Linked DNA regions of Homo sapiens: region 2 is linked to region 1. A link is an interaction called in ENCODE POLR2A ChIA-PET data of the cell type or tissue named here. Cell type or tissue: OCI-LY7. All regions are shown on one strand. Links, peaks and the distances in the headings refer to the core of each region. The heading gives the core; the rest is flanking DNA.

Evidence for each region. Peaks named below come from ENCODE experiments on the same cell type or tissue, not always from the same donor. Only the 100,000 strongest peaks of a DNase experiment are listed, where the experiment ranks them.
Region 2: POLR2A ChIA-PET joins it to region 1 with 6 read pairs; 4 of 35 experiments call an interaction of 5 or more read pairs at or near these places.

What each region holds. Positions count from the first base shown.
Region 1 is chr16:17,358,433-17,360,932 of GRCh38, forward strand. All of the region lies in intron 1 of XYLT1 (xylosyltransferase 1), which reads right to left. Among named protein-coding and RNA genes, the nearest start is that of XYLT1, 110 kb to the right of the region's middle. RefSeq lists an enhancer at 1,581-1,670. In OCI-LY7, for the core only: no CTCF peak of the experiment used is centred there; a DNase peak (open chromatin) is centred at 1,519.
Region 2 is chr16:17,530,480-17,546,923 of GRCh38, forward strand. No RefSeq gene overlaps it. Among named protein-coding and RNA genes, the nearest start is that of XYLT1, 68 kb to the left of the region's middle. In OCI-LY7, for the core only: no CTCF peak of the experiment used is centred there; no DNase peak of the experiment used is centred there.

The DNA of each region.
Region 1 (2,500 bases), core at 1-2,500:
AGCTCCCAGCATCATTTTCAAACAAAGCTTGATTTCCCCAGTGGTCAAGCCACCCCACGGGGAGGGCAGCCCAACCTGTGTCCTCCATTCTACAGAGACATCAGGACAGCTTGGCCCAGTCTGCAGGCCGCCCCAACACTTCCTCTCACGCACAAGTGATGAAAGAGGCTCAAGTTTTTATGAAGGAAATGCCCACATGGAGATCACACAAAACAACAAAATGTAAAGAAAAAAGAAACAAGGCACCCTTGCCAAAGAGCTCAACGTGTATCCAAACCCTCTATAAGGAGAGTTTGGCTCCGTAAGAGGATTAGGAATAAACCAGAAAGAATATAAAGTCCTGACTAGGAACAAGGCCATCATCAATTTGTGTCTGATCTTGGAAAGAACAAGGGAAGGAATGAGAGCGAGCAGCTTAATTTCTGGTTTGAGGAGCACATTCCATGGTCTGGGGAAGGTCTTTTTTTAGGATAGAGAAGGCCAGAGAAATGTCCTATTCATTCACTCTGTACAAAAGCCGATTGACTGGGAATGCTTGGTGGTACTGTCTCGGGTCATTAAGCATGAACCCTTTGGGTTGGAGGAGAGACAGGGAGGGTACAGGAGGAGGAAAAGACTGATGGGAGGAGTTGGTGGTGTCCAGTGAGTGGTTTCCAAAGAAAACAGGAAACCCAGCACATGAAGGCTATTTCTGTCTATACCACGTCTGCTCTGAACTTAATCATCTTGGATTTATAATTCTGGGAAAAACAACCTCAAGCTTCCTCTGATAGAGAATGGGCATGATTTTAGGGCCCTGAAGTACACATCCAGTTTGAAGCTTTGCTTTGTCTTAGCAGATTTTCCACCACGGGGTTTTAGGAAGCCATGCAAATTAGCACCAGCCCATTGTCCCATACTGTGAGCAAGAAGGAAATGCAGGGAAATTGGAACTTTCTAAACCCCTTCTCTAGGTGAGCTGCCATTCACTGTCTTGATGACTGTTCTACGGTATCTTTGTAATGATGCCCAATTCTGAGGAGTGTAAGAGGCACGATCTCAGAAATACGGTGAGCTCTGCTCAGCTCTGTCCTTTAGGAAGAGGAATTCGTCGTCCCCCAACTCCAATTCTGAGTCCAACTCCCAGTAATTCTCCATTGGTGTAACTGAAAGGAAACTGCCAAGAGAACATCCCACTCTAATTCTCACATTCCCCCAGGCATTGAGTCTTCCTCATACCCAAGAAAACATGGAGGGGAATATGTTCTCCCCGTCTCCCCACATTGCAGCCTTGACCTATAAAGGAATCTGGGGAAGTCATGAAGGAGCTGTTTTGGGCCTGTCTCTTCAAATCCTTACTGATTCCTTCCCAGGGGTGAAGAAGTGGCAGCTAGGATTGGTAAAACCCGACATTCATAGAGCAACTTTCTTTTGATCAGGCAGGTTTTGTATCACTCGCATGCAGAAAGAGTCTACTCTGTACTTCCTGTTTCCCTGTGTTGGGGCAGGACCCATTTTTGTCTTTGGGAAGCAAGACCATCCTCCTGGTCTGTGGGTGGCAGCATGAGTCAGACCTGGTACGAGCTTAGTGGGCGAGAGCATGCAACATCTGCTGTTCAGGTCAGAGTAGTCTGTGTCTGTCTGTCTGTCCATTCAGATCTTACCACCTCGATTTTGATTATAAGATAAGAAGCTGCATCTCAGCCTCAAAATTAGCCTCAATCTCCAAGCCAAGTGCTAGCAAAGCACCAGACTGGGGTGTTGGGTGCATGCCCAGATTAATTAAGCTGTACTTCACAGACCATTTGGCTATTGTCTGAGACTTAATGCTTCATTGCTTAGAATCTCCAAGAGGTTGAAGAGGGGAGAATGCCATCCTGACCCCTAAAAGCAGCTCCAATGGACAAGACTTTCCTTGGGAAGTCACAGGAAATCTCTGTCAACTGTGTTGACAAAATCAAAAGCCTGATCTCTAGACACAGTGAAGCATCAGCTCTCTATTTGATGTTCCAAAATCAGAGACCTTATCAGTGCATGGTCAGGGATCCAAGATTAAGAAGATTCTGGAAAGCAAAAGCACAAATGCTATCTATTTAGCATCTTCATTAACTAACTGGGAAGAAGATAAAGTCCTCACAAGGGGCCACATCATTAATACTTGGGTTTCACTTGCCAGCATCATTATGCTCTCCTCCCTCTGCACACACTGGAAATGGAAGACTCTCCCTAAAGAGCCTCAGTCCAGAGGATTCAAGGTATGACTATATATCTGTGAGGTCTCGCTTTCAGCAACATCCTCCTTAATTGGAAAGGCTAACGAAGTGGAACCAGGTCAATGATGCTGTCTGCCTAATCCATCCTATCTGTCTAAATTGGGACTCTTTGGTTTACAGTAGAGTAAATTCCTGTCCATCAGAGGAAAGCCTCCTGGAGACCAAAGGGGAATTTGCAATGTGCGTGCACGCTACAGTGGAGTGCTTTTAGAATCTTAATGCCGGTACCAGTAACCATGGAACCGCCT
Region 2 (16,444 bases), core at 5,343-7,842, 180 kb after region 1:
CCAGTTTTCCCAGCTTCCCTTGCAGCTAGGGTAAAAGCACGTGACCTCATTTCCACCAATCAGCTTGCTTGCTCCAGCCTTCACCATGGAAGCTGGCATTTCCCTCAATGGTGGCTTTCCCTCTGGAGGCTCTAGGGGAGAATTCCTTCTTTGCTTCTTCATCTGCTGGTGGCTGCTGGCATTCCTTGAATTCTGGCTGCATCACTCTCATTGCTACCTGCATGGTCAGGCTTCCTTCTCTTCTCTATGTCTTCTCTTCTGATGGTATTAAGACTCTTTCTGTTTCACTTTTTAAAAAATCTCATTTTTATTTATTTTTTAAAATATTTACTTTTATTTCAATAGTTTTGGGGAAACGTGTAGTGTTTGGTTGCATGGAAAAGTTCTTTAGTGGTGGGCTGGGTGTGGTGGCTCACGCCTGTAATCTCAGCACTTCGGGAGGCTGAGGTGGGCAGATCACTTGAGGGGAAGAGTTCAAGACCAGCCTGGCCAACATGGTGAAACCCTATCTCTACTAAAAATACAAAAAAAAAAAAAAAATATCCAGGCGTGGTTGCATGCACCTGTAATCGCAGCTACTCAGGAGGCTGAGGCACTAGAATCACTTGAAACCCAGGAGGCAGAGGTTGCAGTAAGCTGAAATTGGGCCAGTGCACCCTAGCCTGGGTGACAGAGCAAGACTCTGTCTCCAAAAAAAAAAAAAAGAGAGAGAGAAAGAGAAAGAAAAGTTCTTAAGTAGTGATTTCTGAGATTTTTGTGCACCTGAGTAGTGTAACTGTAACCAGTGTGTAGTCTTTTATCCCTCACCCCCCTCCCCATGTACCCCCAAGTCCCCAAAGTCTACTGTATCATTTCTATGCTTTTGCATCCTCATAGCTTAGCTCCCACTTATGAGTAAGAACATACAATATTTGGTTTTCCATTCGCGAGTTACTTCATTTAAAATAATGGTCTCTAACTCCATCCAGATTGTCGTGAGTGCCATTATTTTGTCCCTCTTTATGGCTGAGTAGTATTCCACAGTATCTATATATACCACATTTTCTTTATCCACTTGTTGGTTGATGGGCATTTAGGCTGGTTTTATATTTTTGCAATTGTGAACTGTGCTGCTATAAACATGCATGTGCAAGTGTCTATTTCATATAATGACTTCTGCTTCGCTCTTAGGACACTTGTCATTGGATTCAGGGTTCACGTGGATAATCCAGAATGATTTCCTCATCTCAGGGCCTTTAAATTATTTCCATCTGTAAAGACCCCATTTGCCAAATAAAGCCACATTTACAGATTTCAGGGATTAGGACATGGTCATATCTTTTTGGAGGCCACCGTCCCATCCCCTATGCCACCTCCTAGAGATCTTATGAACTAACTAATACCTTTTTTTTTTTTTTTGAGCTGGAGTCTTGCTCTGTCACCCAGGCTGGAGTGCAGTGGTGTGATCTTGGCTCACTGCAACCTCGGCCTCCCAGGTTCAAGTGATTCTCCTGCCTCTGCCTCCCAAGTATCTAGGACTACAGGCACCTGCCACCATGCCCGGCTAAGTTTTTGTATTTTTAGTAGAGATGGGGTTTCACTGTGTTAGCCAGGATGGTCTTGATCTCCTGACTTCATGATCCACCCGTCTCGGCCTCCCAAAGTGCTGGGATTATAGGCATAAGCCACCGCTCCTGGCCACTAATAACTTCTAATACTTTTTTTTTCCTTTTCGTTGATACCAGCCTGAATTGGTTTGTTTTTTGTCAAACAGAAGCTTGACATGGACCCCACCCTATCTCTCTATTCCTGGCCACCAAAGAGGACAAGATGTCTGGAATGCAGCCCTGCTTGGGGGCATAAGTGTGAGACTTTGGTTCCAGCTGATATGCACAACTCTCTGCCTTCCCGTCTGCTCACTTTGACTCCTGCCTCGTAGTAAAGGAACGGACCTCCCATGTCAGAAGCTCTGTGGTTGAGACATTTTCTTTCAGGTTAAAACATGTCTTCTGGCCCTAAGAGATTGGGATGTGAAACCCACCACAAAGAGTGGAGGGAAGCTGGCTGGGTGGTCAGCCTCACCACATCAACTATTTATGGCTTTGTTAAAAAATAAAAACCAGAGCAAACTCACCCATAGAAACCTACAGAACATGCATGAGCCTTTAGGAGACTTCAGGAGGGACAGTGTTGTCTCCTAAGCTGTCTTGCACCAGTGGTGTCGGTGCGTGGGGGTGAGAAAGGAAATCTCACGGGAAACTTTCCATGAATACTTGGAGCCTATTATGAGCAAGAAAACGACAATATGACAAACACAAGAAGCAATATCTCACGGTGGTTACACCCATGTGCTTCAGAGCCAGAGAGATATGGGTAGAAGCCTGAAAACTGATACCACTGCTTACCATCTGTGTGATTTTGAGGATTTTTTAAAAACCTGAGCCTCAGTTTCCTCATCTTTGAAGGGTATTAATGCCTGCCTTGTTTTTTTGTCTGTTTTGTGAGGATTAAATAGATTCAGTAAAGCTCTTAGCTTAGTATTGGTGTATGTGAATATGTGAAGACATCTTATATTCCTTTGCCACTATTGTCATCCCTCTTATCTAAATAGCATCATCTTGAATTCAGTTAAATCTGTGGACGTATTGTCTCTTAGTGCATGTGCTGTACTCCACAGTGTCTGGCACGTGATAGGTGCTACATGAATTTTTGGTTTATAAAGCTGTATTGTTTTGATGGGTGTGTAATCAGAGTTTAACGGACCAGAAGGTGACAAAATTCAACTGATCCTCCTAGACATGGTGCCATATTTCTCTGGCTCCATTCTAACTATAATGCCAGTAATTTCAATCTCCACCTAAATAAAGCTCATCACTATCACTCCCCCACCATGTCTGGGAGTCCCTAGGACAATGTCTCACCTGTTCTTGCATTTCTGGTTTGTTTGGGCATCAGTGACACCTGCCATTCTCTTTCTGCTCTGCACTGCCCACTATGGATGAGGATACCATAGGTGAAGGGTTATGAGATGAGGTTGAATGACTGTGATATTCCAAAAATTTCCAGTTGAATCAAATATCACTGAGCTCTGCGACCCTGGCTGGCTAAGTCACAGAATCTTTTTTTACTTTTTGTGTGTGTGTGATGGAGTCTCACTCCATTGCCCAGGCTGGAGTGCAGTGGTGCAATCTCGGCTCACTGCAACCTCCGCCTCTGGGGTTCAAGTGGTTCTTCTGCCTCAGCCTCCTGAGTAGCTGGGATTACAGGTGCGTGCCACCACGCCTGGCTAATTTTTATATTTTTAGTAGAGATGGGGTTTCACCATGTTGGTCAGGCTGGTCTCAAACTTCTGACCTCGTGAGCTGCTGCCCTTGGCCTCCCAAACTGCTGAGATTACAGGCATGAGCCACCATGCCCAGCCATCACACAATCTTTTTAAGTCTGAGTTTTATCATCTGCAAAATGGGGGAGATCTATCTTCCTCATAGGGATGATGATTAAATGAAATAATGAACACAAAAGGAATAGCCTGGTATGCATTAGGTACTAAATAAATGCCAACTATCATTTTTATCTCCTTGATGAATTATTTTCCTAGTGGCTATACCACCCCACATGCCAATAATGACTTTTGGTAGATATGCCATATCTAGTCAGATATTTGGGGGTGGTGGGAGAGTGAGCTGGTGGCAGAGAAGGTGGGGACAGAGACTTTCTATTATGGCATCTCGGAGGAATAAAATAGTAACTGTCAGAAACGTGATGCTATAGAAATCAGCTACAGAACCAGCTATATGGATTGTGAATTTTTTTTTTTTTTTTTTTTGAGACAGAATCTCGCTCTGTCTCGCAGGCTGAAGTGCAGTGGGGCAATCTCGGCTCACTGCAAGCTCCACCTCCTGGGTTCACGCCATTCTCCTGCCTCAGCCTCCCGAGTAGCTGGGACTACAGGCACCTGCCACCACACCAGGCTAATTTTTTGTGTTTTTAGTAGAGGTGGGGTTTCACCATGTTAGCCAGGATGGTCTCGATCCCCTGACTTCGTGATCCGCCCGCCTCGGCCTCCCAAAGTGCTGGGATTACAGGCATGAGCCACCACGCACAGCCTGGATTGTGAAGTTTTAACTCCAGTGCTGTCATTTGCTAGCAAATGCCCTTGGGTAAGTTCTTTAATCTTGCAATGTCTCAGTTTTTAAATCTGCAAATAGGGATAATAATACCTATTTCACAGGACTGTAAGGATAATTGAATAAGTTCATTCATGTCAAGCACTCAACATGACTTCTAACATGTAATAATTAATCAATAAATATTGACTATTATTAGTTTCCCAGTGAATCAATCAAGAACGTACGTTTTTAAAAAAATCCTTAAGTGCCACTTTGTGGATAGATCTGCCCTTACCGTGTCCAAGGGATCTATGTGCCTTCAAATGTTCGAGTCACATTTCACCTAGATGCTCAGATATGCAGAAATTCTAAGGATAAACCACCTAAACTACTGCTATGTGTACAGACCTGTGTACAAAGGGCTAACATATTGAGCTGGGCTTTCTTCTTTATTGGAATGCACCCATGTTTGCTGATGAGAATTTTCTACCTGAAAGGGTTCATGAAAGTGGAAGATTGTACAGACCATTTGTGAAATTTTGTGTCCACCACCCAGACCTGGGAAGTTCAACAATGTAATGGCTCCTGTCTTGACATGTCATGGAATGGTCAAGGAAATGAACGGGTTTCTCAGGGGTGTTTGGTTGTAAGCCCAAGAAACTGACTCAAATCAGTCCAAGCTTTATTGGAAGTATTCAAGCGTACTTCCTGGAGCACACAGACAGATAGTATAGTTGGGCTCACAGGGTCTAGAATCAGAAACTGGACCTATTAGGGTCCAAGGCAACTCTTCCCTCTCTCTGCTCTGGTGCTTTCAGCTAGTTCGCTTCGTTTCTTCCTTTGCAGAGTGACCTTTTCTGCCTCTCTTGCCCACAACCCAAAGACCCAAAGGTGGCCACCCCATTTTTATGTCCTCTCAGTACTAGTGCCCCCAAAAAACTGGCAAGAACAACCAAGTCCAACTCCAAATTCCCAGGGGAAATGATTGGCCAGGAAAAGAGGCCAAAAACATGTGGTGACTCACGAAGACTCAATCTATGGAAGGACCACTTGACAAAGATCCAAGTCAGAATCCTCTGGGGCATTCAGCTGGCCATTGGCTATTTCAGGTCGGTACACTGTCTTCTGCTTCTTGATGTCTAGGTCTCGGGGAAGGACCACGTGGCCTGCTGGCTCATGGGGCTCCATGTACCCTTCTGCACTTCTCCAAAGGGCCAGCCTTTTTTGCTGCACCAGAGGCTCTGCTCATACCCTTCCCTCTACTTTGAACACTTTTCCCTGCACCCTCTCGTCCTACACTTTTGCATACCTAGCTCCTCCTCCTCCCTCAGGTCTCATGTTAATTTCACCTCCATGGAGAGACTGCTCTCCACGCCCTACATTTGTAACTTTCTCTGGCGCTCTACATCCCCTATATGTTCCCTTTATGGAACTAACACAGTCTGAATTAAATGCTTATAATAGTAGCTAACACCCACATGATATTTCCTACGTGCTGGATATTTTCATAAGAGCTTTGTACATGTGAATTTTTTTAATCCATCAACAAATGGGGCAGGCATAGTGACTCACACCTGTAATCCCAGCACTTAAGTGATCAAGAGGATCACTTGAGCTCAGGAGATCGAGACCAGCCTGGCCAACATAGTGAAACCCCTTCTCTACCAAAAAATACGAAAAATTAGCTGGGTGTAATGGTGCATGCCTATGGTCCCAGCTACTGGGGAGGCTGAGGTGGAAGAATCACTTGAACCCGGAGGTGGAGATGGCAGTGAGCTGAGATCGTGCCACTGCCTTCCAGCCTGGGTGACAGAGTGAGACCCTGTCTCAAAAAAACAAAACAAAACAAAGCTATGGAATAGGCATTCTTAGTCTCTCTTGTTCCACAAATGAGAAAACTGGGGCACAGAGAGGCTAGCTAACTTGCCCAAGATCACTCTGCAAAGGGTCTAGTTCCGTAGTCTGCACTGTAAGCCTCTGCTGCCTCTTGACCCCAACAACATTCTACAGCTTATGGGATTGATTAGTTATTTTATGTCTGCCTCTTCTACTGGAGTTTAGGCTCTGTGTAGTCAGGGACTGCACTGATCAGGCCCACTGTGTATCTTCATTGCTTATCGGAATACCTGGCCCTTAGAAAATATTTGCCAGATGAATGAACACATGAAAATAAGAATATATTAACTGGCTTAAAAAAGAACAACCCAGATTCCTGCCTGAATGAGAAGAGGGAGCCAGGTAAGTCTCCCAGGACTTTAAGGGGGTGTATGTGGGATTCAAGAGAGGAAGCTTTTCCAAAAATAGCAGCAGGAGAGGACTGGGAGAAGAGATCCTTCTCATGGAATAGCTTGCTTTCTGCTGTTGCTGCTGCTGCTGTCATTTCTGTCCTGTGGTCCCCTTCCACCCAGTCTCAGGTTGCCAATCTGAGCTTAATGGACCTGCTTTCATGCCCTGAGAGGTGGGAGCAGCTGGCATTAATAAATGGAGAGCACTTCAAGAAACAACTGAGTAGAGGCTCCTGAGATGTCCTGAGCTTAGGCATGAGACACTGATGGTGGCTCCCTCTTGACCTGGATTGTTTGTGGCAGGAAGAACAAAGAGGTTGGGGGTGGAGGAAATGTGGAGGGGTCTCGGGAGGGGGTTCCACCTCCAAATGTATCCAGAATCCTATTCTTTCTCATTTTCTCCACCTCTATCACCTGGGCCCCAGCCATGTGGGACTACAACGGCCTCCTAACTGCTCCCCCAGGTTTCAAGCACCCCCCCACCACTCTGCTATCTTCTCAACTCAGCCACCAGAGCCACCCTGTTAGAACCCAGAGACCCCCAGTTCATGTTGCTTCTCTGCTCAGAGCCCTCCAGGGCACCACGGAATTCAAGGCAAAAGCCAAAGTCCTGGCTGGATGCAGTGGCTCACGCCTGTAATCCCAGCACTTTAGGAGGCTGAGGTGGGCGGATCACAAGGTCAGGAGATTGAGACCATCCTGGCCAACATGGTGAAACCCCGTCTCTACTAAAAATACAAAAATTATCTGGGCATGGTGGCGCACCTGTAGTCACAGCTACTCAGGAGGCTGAGGCAGGAGAATCGCTTGAACCCAGGAGGCAGAGGTTGCCATGAGCCAAGATCGCACCACCGCACTCCAGCCTGGCGATAGAGCGAGACTCCATCTAAAAAAAAAAAAAAGAAAGAAAGAAAAGCCAAAGTCCCTGCAATGGAGCAAAGTCCCTACATGATCCTAGGTGATCTGGTTCCCACCCCTCCTCCCACCTCATTCTCTCCCTTACCCAGCTCTCACCTCCCACCTGCCTTGATGTTCCTTGAATGTTCACTAAATGCACCAGTCATGGCCCTACCACCAGGCCCTCACTCCAGCTATTCCCTCTCCATGCAATACTCTTCTCCAGAAAGCTGCTTCTCCAAATTCCTCACCTTCTTCAAGCCTTTGTTCTGAATGAAGCCTAATCGTCCCATGAACGGGACTTACTGTCACTGCTTGCACCTGCATGAAAACAACCTTATGCATGGAGAGTGATGGAGATGAGCGTATTCTAGCTGGGCAAAGGCAGGGTGGCAGAAAAGCCACTCTATACCACTGTGGTCAGAGCCAGAGGACCCCTGCCGCTGCTGGGGTGAGAACATGAGTAATGAGGTCAAAGGGAAATTAAGTGACTTTTTTTTCCCCATTTTCCAAGAATCACTAACTTTTTCTTTTTCTTTGAGATAGAGTCTCCCTCTGTCACCCAGGCTGGAGTGCAGTGGCACTATCTTGGCTCACTGCAACCTCCACCTCCCGGCTTCAGGCGATTCTCTTGCCTCAGCCTCCCTAGTAGCTGAGACTACAGGCACACACCACCAGACCTGGCTAATTGTTGTATTTTTAGTAGAGACGGGGTTTCACCATGTTGGCCAGGCTGGTCTCGAACTCCTGACTTCAAGTGATCTGCCCACCTCGGCCTCCCAAAGTGCTGGGATTAAAGACAGAACCGCTGTGCCTGGCCCCAAATCACTAACTTTCATTGTTAGTGATGCAATTTATATATATTTTTATTTTCATGGAAAAAGGCTCTAACAGGAAATATATAAAGAATATAAATACATAAAGAAAATGTGGGAATCTTGATCCCATTCACACTAGTTCCTCCCAGGAGGTAATCACTGGTCTTGCTTGGCATAGATCCTTTATCAGCGCATTTGCAGGCACAGGTATTTTTTCTACCATAAATAAATGGAATCAGACTCTATGCATTGTTCTGCAATTTGCTTTTTTTATTTTAACTTGAGCATTTCTGGGAGATTTCTGTGGCACTCCATAGAGGTCTATCTCATTTTTATAATAGCTTCCCATTATTCCACGATGTGGATGAAGTGTAATTTATTTAACTTTTCCACTATTAATGGACATTTATATCCATTTGAATTTTTACCTCCTTCTGTGATTCATAGGCTCCAATAGCTCCACTAATGTCAAGCTTTACAACGCTGCGGTATAAATGACCACATTTTTCTCTCACTGAATTTGTAAACGTCTTATCAACAACAGCACGGGGGTAGACGTGTGAGTTGGTTGCAGATGCCACGTGTGTGGGCCACGGCCGTTCCTTCTGGAGGCGGATGCTGGCTGCAGTTTGTCTGCAGTGTTTCAGTGGGGAAGAGAAAGCTCCCAGAAGAGGGCCCCTTCTCCATCTCAAACTCCCCCCGTTCCCCGGCCATTCCTCTCCTTCTCAGGCATAGTAAGGAGGCCAGCACAGTTCCTAGGATTCCAGGTCAAAGTGCATCTTGCCTTTTGACCCAAGAACCCTATCCCATTACAAATGGAATCTCAATTAATTTTACACTTGTGGGCCGGGTACGGTGGCTCACGCCTGTAATCCCAGCACTTTGGGAGGCCGAGGTGGGCGGATCACAAAGTCAGGAGGTCGACACCATTCTGGCTAGCACGGTGAAACCCCGTCTCTACTAAAAATACAAAAAAAAGTTAGCCAGGCGTGGTGGCGGGCGCCTGTAGTCCCAGCTACTCGGGAGGCTGAGGCAGGAGAATGGCGTGAACCCGGGTGGCGGAGCTTGCAGTGAGCGGAGATCCTGCCAATGCACTCCAGCCTGGGCGACAGAGCGAGACCCCGTCTCAAAAAAAAAATAATAATAATAATTTGCACTTGTGTTTGAGTATTTCCCTTAACTATTTTGTAAGCCTACTCTGTATGAATTTGTGGTTTCCTGCCCTCTCTAGTTACATGTCTCTGTCAATCCCTGTTTCTATCTGTCTGTTTCCCTTTTCTCTCCTCCACCGCAAGATACAGAATCCCATCCTCTGTAGGCAATCAATATATCCTTATTAATGATTATTAGAAACAATGCTGGGACTGAGGAAGTGGTAGATAGCAACTCTGGGAAAATCAGATGAGAATTCATTACTCAACATTTCCCAGGTGCCTCATCCAAGACCTCATGCCCGAGAGAGCACTCAGTACCATCTTATTGATTCTAAGATGCTGCCCTTATCATGGGACATTTCTAAAACCAGCGTGGGTTCTATGATAAAAGTTTACATTTAATACAATATTTTTTAAATAACCAAGGGCATTTTATAGTGCTTCTTTATAATGCCTCTTAAATTCCTCTAAGAATGACTCAGTAGACCCTGACCATAGGAACGGAGTAAAGAATGGCTACAAAGGAAATGTTGAAGGGTACCAAGAAGCCAGCTGTAGGGCTCCCCTCTCTCCAATTCCCTCATGCCCATGATGTCTGAAAAGTCCACCATTCAGACTCTTTCTGAGGAGCCTAAGATGCCTTGGGCTCCAGAGGTGGTCCCCTGGTCTGGTGAAACTTAGCATTAGCTCCTGCTGGCTGGAATGATTGATCCAGGGATAGGCACAGCCAGTGGGAATCCTTCTTAGAAAGACCTTAGAACAATTAGAAAAGACCCTCCTCCCTTTAGTTGGTAATAAGCCAATAAAAGATCAGAGACGGTGGGGGTCATCTTTGCCTTCATATGAAAAGACCTCATCGTGCCTGTAATCCCAGCACTATGGGAGGCTGAGGCTGGAGGACAACTTGAGCCCAGGAGTTTGACACCAGCCTAGAAAACATAGCAAGACTCCCATCTCTACAAAAATTTAAAAAATCAGCTGTTCATAGGACACATTTCTGTAGTCCTGGCTACTCTGAAGGCTGAGACAGGAGGATTGCTTGAGCCCAGGAGGTTGAGGCTGCAGTGAGCTATGATTGTGCCACTGTATTCTAGCCCTGGCAACACAGCGAAAGACCCTGCCTTAAAACAAAAAAAAAAGAACAGAAGTCACTGGAGATGAGCCAACCTGGGAAGGTAGAGTCCGAAGACGGAGAGAGGGAATTCTCAAGGCCCCTGTGGATCACCTGAATCCAGCCCCTCACACCCTGGACCCCTCCTTTCAGATGCCCCAAACATCCTATTGACCCCCTCCCTTAGGGTATTTTCAAATGTTTTCCTTCATTTCTGGAATGTTCCAGCAATACTAGCTAACATGCTCCACTGTTAGCTAATAATGCCATGAGCCCTGAGCTCAAAGTCCTGAGCTCGAAGATCTAGGGAGGCCTTCCCAACACCATCCCAGGCAGATCCTCCTGCCTGCTGGCCATTCTTAGCACTCTCTGTATCCCTTTCCTATAGCATTGTCCCCATTTGTAAGGACACTTGTATGTGTGTATGTGATGGTCTGGTTAATGTCCTTCTTCCCTACTAGACTATAAGCTCCCCAAGGGTAAAGTCTCTGTCTCTGTTCATCATTCTCTCCCCAGTGCCTCTCAAAGGCCTGGCATTTTGTAGGTAAATATTTGCAAATAAAGGAATCAGGGTCTCATTTTGGTTGAGGTCAACTGATCAAAGCTCAGACTCTAACTCAGACTCCTGGTTTCTAAGACTGACTAGCTGAGATCTTGGGAAAGTCACCCACACTTGTGAGCCTCAGTTTCCTCATCTGTGAAATGGGACTAATAATGGTACATCCCAGGGATGCTGTAAGGATTGAATGAGCTGCTATGTGTAAAGTACTGAGAATGAGACACAGCATAAAGTCAACATGGAGCAACAGTGAGCTGTGCTTCTTATAAGGGCCCCTTTAGCTGTGGCTGCTACTGTTGACAGTGAAAGATCCAACCAACGACTGATGTTTTACTCTGGGCTTTAGATTTGTCAGGATGGTGTGTTGTCTCTTGTCCCCAAGCCAGGTATTGAAATGTGGGGTGGGGGGAACAAAACAACTGCCAAAACTCTGGAGGGATGCTGGGTGGTTTTGTCTAGGTTTGGAGCCCATCACAGCCCAAGAACCCCTGGACCAGCTATGTTCACTGAAACATCACATGGTATCTAGAGGGTCCTTGAATGGCACACTTGTCACAACTTTTTGTGCTCAAAAACAGTCACTGGAGGATCTTTTAAAAGTGCAAATTATAGATCTAGAGTGGGGCTAATATTTTGCATTGCTAACGGGTCCCCAGGAGATGCCTGTGCTGGTCCATGGACCACACTTTGAGTAACCAGGCAGATGTACACTGAAAAGCAACTCCCATCGTGCCGAGAAAGCTGGCTGGCTCCAGTGACCTGAACTATTTGAAAGAGTGGGTAACTGAAGAGGAAAGAAAACAGCCTGAAATGGAAATAAATACTGTGTACCACAATCTCATTAATGTCTAAAATTAGATTAACATAATTAAAAATTTAAAAGCTAGATTAAAGCATGTCAGCCTGAAATCCAGTGGTGAATTATGCCACAGCTATCTTTGCTTTTTCCTTAACGGTTTGTGCTAATGGGTATTTCAAAGACTACTGGGTTACACGTTGTTCTTTGTGATTTTTGATTATCACCAAACACATGCAATTGACCCGATTTCCAAGGAGATGGCTCTCCCAGGACATGGCTACCATGACACTCCAAAAATGTAAAATCATGCTCAACCTTGGGCCCTCTCCTCTGACTGCCAAGTAGGCTTCTTTGGGGAAAGAAAAGAGGCTTAGTTACTCTCCAGATGGTAGGCATGCACCTTACATGTGTCATGCCAGTCATGGTGAGTGGCACAAATATTATTGAGGTTCCCATTTTTAATGTATTATTATTATTATTATTCGAGATGGATTTTCGCTCTGTCGCCCAGGCTGGAGTGCAGTGGTGTGATCTCAGCTTACTGTAACTTCTCGGGTTTAAGCGATTCTCCTACCTCAGCCTCCCGAGTAGCTGGGATTACATGTGTGTCCACCATGCCCGGCTAATTTTTGTATTTTCAGTAGACACGGGAATTTCACCATGTTGGCCAGGCTGGTCTCAAACTCCTGACCTTAAATGATCCTCCCACCTCAGCCTCCCAAAGTGCTGAGATTACAGGTATGAGCCACCATGCCTGGCCTGAGGTTCCCATTTTATAAGTAAAGAAACTGAGGTTCCTAGAGGTACAGTAAGCTGCTTGAGGTCACATAGCTAATTAGTGGAAGAGAGCTGGGATCCTAACGCAGTTCCGTTTGATTTCAAAGCATCCATATTCTTTTCATGGCCTCTCTGAAGAATAAACCATCACATGGTTCCATTTAAGGAGTGAATGCATATGCACATGTGTGCAGGCAGAAGAGTGGTGCTGCCAAGAGAAATGGAGACAGAGTAAACATCTAATCATAAAATGTCTATCTCTTTGTTTCTGCTCAAGTTGTCATACTGAACCCATTACCACTGATATAACTTACTACATATTTGAACATAATTGGACTAAGTGATCTGTTCCCTCGCCAGATTCACAAAGCACTTATTAGCTCAGGCTTCTGGTCCTGGAGTTATTAAGTCTGTTCTCATCCACCAGGAGATTAGGTTCCTGAGGGTGAATATCACCTTGGAGACATTTCAGATTGCCATGACTTTAACCCTAAAATGGGTACGGTCGTCTTTTCCTGGAATAGGTGGACAAAAGAAGGCAAAGTGGGGCGGGGACTCCGTGGAGCTAGGCACGGGTCATCATGGCCATGCGTTCATGGGATATGTCCACACCCCCGCCAAGCTTCTCTCTTGAGTCCCCAGACTTGCAGTTTGGCCAAAACATCTCCCTATAAATCTGATTTCCTTCCAGGAAGTGAGATATTTTGAAAGAGTCTTGGGAGTGAACTTTGCCTAACCTAAGTTACACTGGGAGGATATTGTTGCAGGTAAAGGCTGCTTGCTAAAGGGCTGTTGCTTTGAACTGCAGACTGCTATTCTCGTTTAGTTATATAAGCCGGAGAGTTATGTCTACTTTGGTTGTTGTTGTTGAGACGGAGTTTCGCTCTTGGTGCCCAGGCTGGAGTGCAGTGGCGTGATATCGGCTCACCACAACCTCCACCTCCCAGGTTCAAGCGATTCTCCTGCCTCAGCCTCCCTAGTAGCTGGGATTACAGGCATGCGCCACCACGCCCGGCTAATTTTGTATTTTTTTAGTAAAGACTGGGTTTCTTCATGTTGGTCAGGCTGGTTTCGAACTCTCGAACTCAGGTGATCCGCCTGCCTCGGCCTCCTGAAGTGCTGGGATTACAGGCATGAGCCACTGCGCCTGGCCCTATGTCTACTACTATTTTTGTTTTAGAAGTATTTACTGAGGACCAAATGGGTGCTGGCTAGTCTTCTGGATGCTGAGACTAGAGCAGTAAACAAAATTTGGATGCTAGAGGGGAATATATTAAAAATACAGCCAAAATGTAAAATGGTTCAGCCTCTGTGGAAAACATATCTGTGGTTTCTTAAAAAGTTAAACCAAATTACTATATGACCCAGCAACTCCATTCTTCAAAGTACTGAAAACAGATACTCAAACAAATGGTATACACATGTTCACAGTGGCATTATTCACAATAGCCCACAAGGTGGAAAGAATTCAAATGTCCATCAGTAGATGAACAGATGAGCAAAATGCTGTATATCCCTACAATGGAATATTATTTGGCCATGAACAGGAACGGCATTCTGACACATGCTACAAGATGCATGAACCTTGAAAACATCATGCTAAGTGAAAGAAGTTGGATGTAAAAGGTCATGTACTATATAATTCCATTTGTATGAAAATATTCAGAATAGGTAAATCCGTAGAGTCAGAAAGCAGATTGGTGGTTGCTGGGAGCTGATGGAGGGGGGATGAGGAGAGACCGTGTCATGGGTATGGGGTTTTCTTCTGTAATGATGAAAGTGTCTTGTAACTAGATAGCAGTGGTGCGTGTGCAAAATTGTGAATGGACTCAATGCCACTGAATTGTACACTGAAAATAGTTATTTTTGGTAATATGAATATCACTTCAATTTACAAAAATGGAGATTAATAAGATTATTTCTGATAATAAGAGTTAATAGGAAAATTATAAAGAGTAATGAGGTGAAGGGTCAACAGGCATTGTTGGTGAAATGGTCAAAGAGGAACTCCACCAGGGGGCGACACTGAGGAGATATTGATGACCCATGAGAGAAAACCTTGCAAGGACTGGGGCAGAGCTTTGCGGGCAGGAGGAAGAACAAGAACAAAGGTTGGGAGGCAGGCATGTGGTGGGCCAGTTGGATGCCAGCATGGTGATTAAAGGTGGATGCGACAAGAGCCCATAATGTGAGGTAGACAGGAGCTGGATCCTGGAAACTTCCCTGACAGGTCAGAAACTCGTACAAATATTTGAACTCAGATATCAGGGGAAGCCACTGGAGAGTTACAACCAGGGAACATATACTGATTTGCATTTTTAAAAATCGATGTAGGGCTGGGTATGGTGGCTCACGCCTATAATACCAGCACTTTTGGAGGCTGAGGCAGGGGAATCACTTGCGGTCAGAAGTTCTAGACCAGCCTGGCCAATACGGCAAAACCCCATCTCTACTAAAAATACAAAAAAATTAGCTGAGCATGGTTGTGGGCGCCTGTAATTCCAGCTACTCAGGAGGCTGATGCAGGATAATCACTTGAATCTGGGAGGTGGAAGTTGCAATGAGCTGAAATTGTGCCATTGCACTCCAGCCTGGGCAACAGAGTGAGACTCTATCTAAAAAAAACAAAAAACAAAAAAACCCAACAAAAACAAATTGATGTAAAATTCACATAACATAAAATTAACCGTGCTGAAGTAGACAATTCAGTGGGCTTTAGCTCATTCCCAGTGTTGTGCAGCTACCCCCTCTCTTGTTCCAGGATATTTTCATCAGCCCAAAAGGAGACACTGTATTCATAGTCAGTCACCTCCCATTCCCTGTGCCCCAACCGACAACTAATCTGCTTTCCTTCTCTATGGATTTCCATATTTGGGGTGCTTTTAAAGTTAATTATTTATTTTTGAGACAGGGTCTCATTCCGTTGCCCAGGCTGGAGTGCAGTGGCATGATGTTGGCTTACTGCAACCTCTGCCTCCCAGCATGCACCACCATGTCTGGTTAATTTTTTTGTAGAGATGGGTTTTGCCATGTTGCCCAGGCTAGTCTTGAACTCCTGAGCTCAAGTGACCCACCCACCTCGACCTCCCAAAGTGCTGGGATTACAGGCGTGCACCACCAGGCCCAGCTAATTTTGTATGATAATGGAAATTTTATTACTCTATAAAACATACCAACAATTGAGCAAAGACTGTCCAAAAAATTGTTCCCATCCCCAGGACTCAAATCTCCCCACTATCTTTCACTTCAAAATCAGACCACAGCTGTCTTTGTACAATTTTTTTCCAACATTTAGAATTTTACCACATCTAGAAGTTCTCAGGTCAGGTGATTCTTTAAACAATCGTGCATCTATCTGCTTGCATTGACATTCCCCCGTCTACTTCTGCAGATGAAGTCTCAACCATTGTCACCTCCTCCCCAGGCAATGGCAGTATGTAGGAATGTAAAACGGAGCAGCCAGTGTGGAAAATAGTTCAGCGGTTTCCCAAAAAGTTAAAGAATGATCACAGAGCCTAGCAATTCTGCTCCCAAGTAGATGCCCAAAGGAATTGAAAACAAGTGTTCAAACAAATACTCTTACAAAAATGTTCACGACAGCACTAGTTATAAAGGCCAAAAGGTGGAAACAACCCAAATGTCCATCAACAGACGAATGGATAAAGAAAATATGGTATATCGATACAATGGAATATTATTCCACCATAAAAAGGAACAATAAACTGATACATGCTTCAATGTGGGTGAACCTTGACAACAGTCTGCTAATGGAAAGATCTCAGACACAAAGTCATATATGGTATGATGCCATTTATATAAAACATCCAGGCCAGGCAGACCACTCCATCTCAAAAAAAAAAAAAGAAAGAATAAAAAAGAAAATTTCCTTGCCAGCTAGCTTGAAAATCTCTCTTGGGGCCCAAATTGGCCTTGTTTAGGAAGACACTTTGATGAGT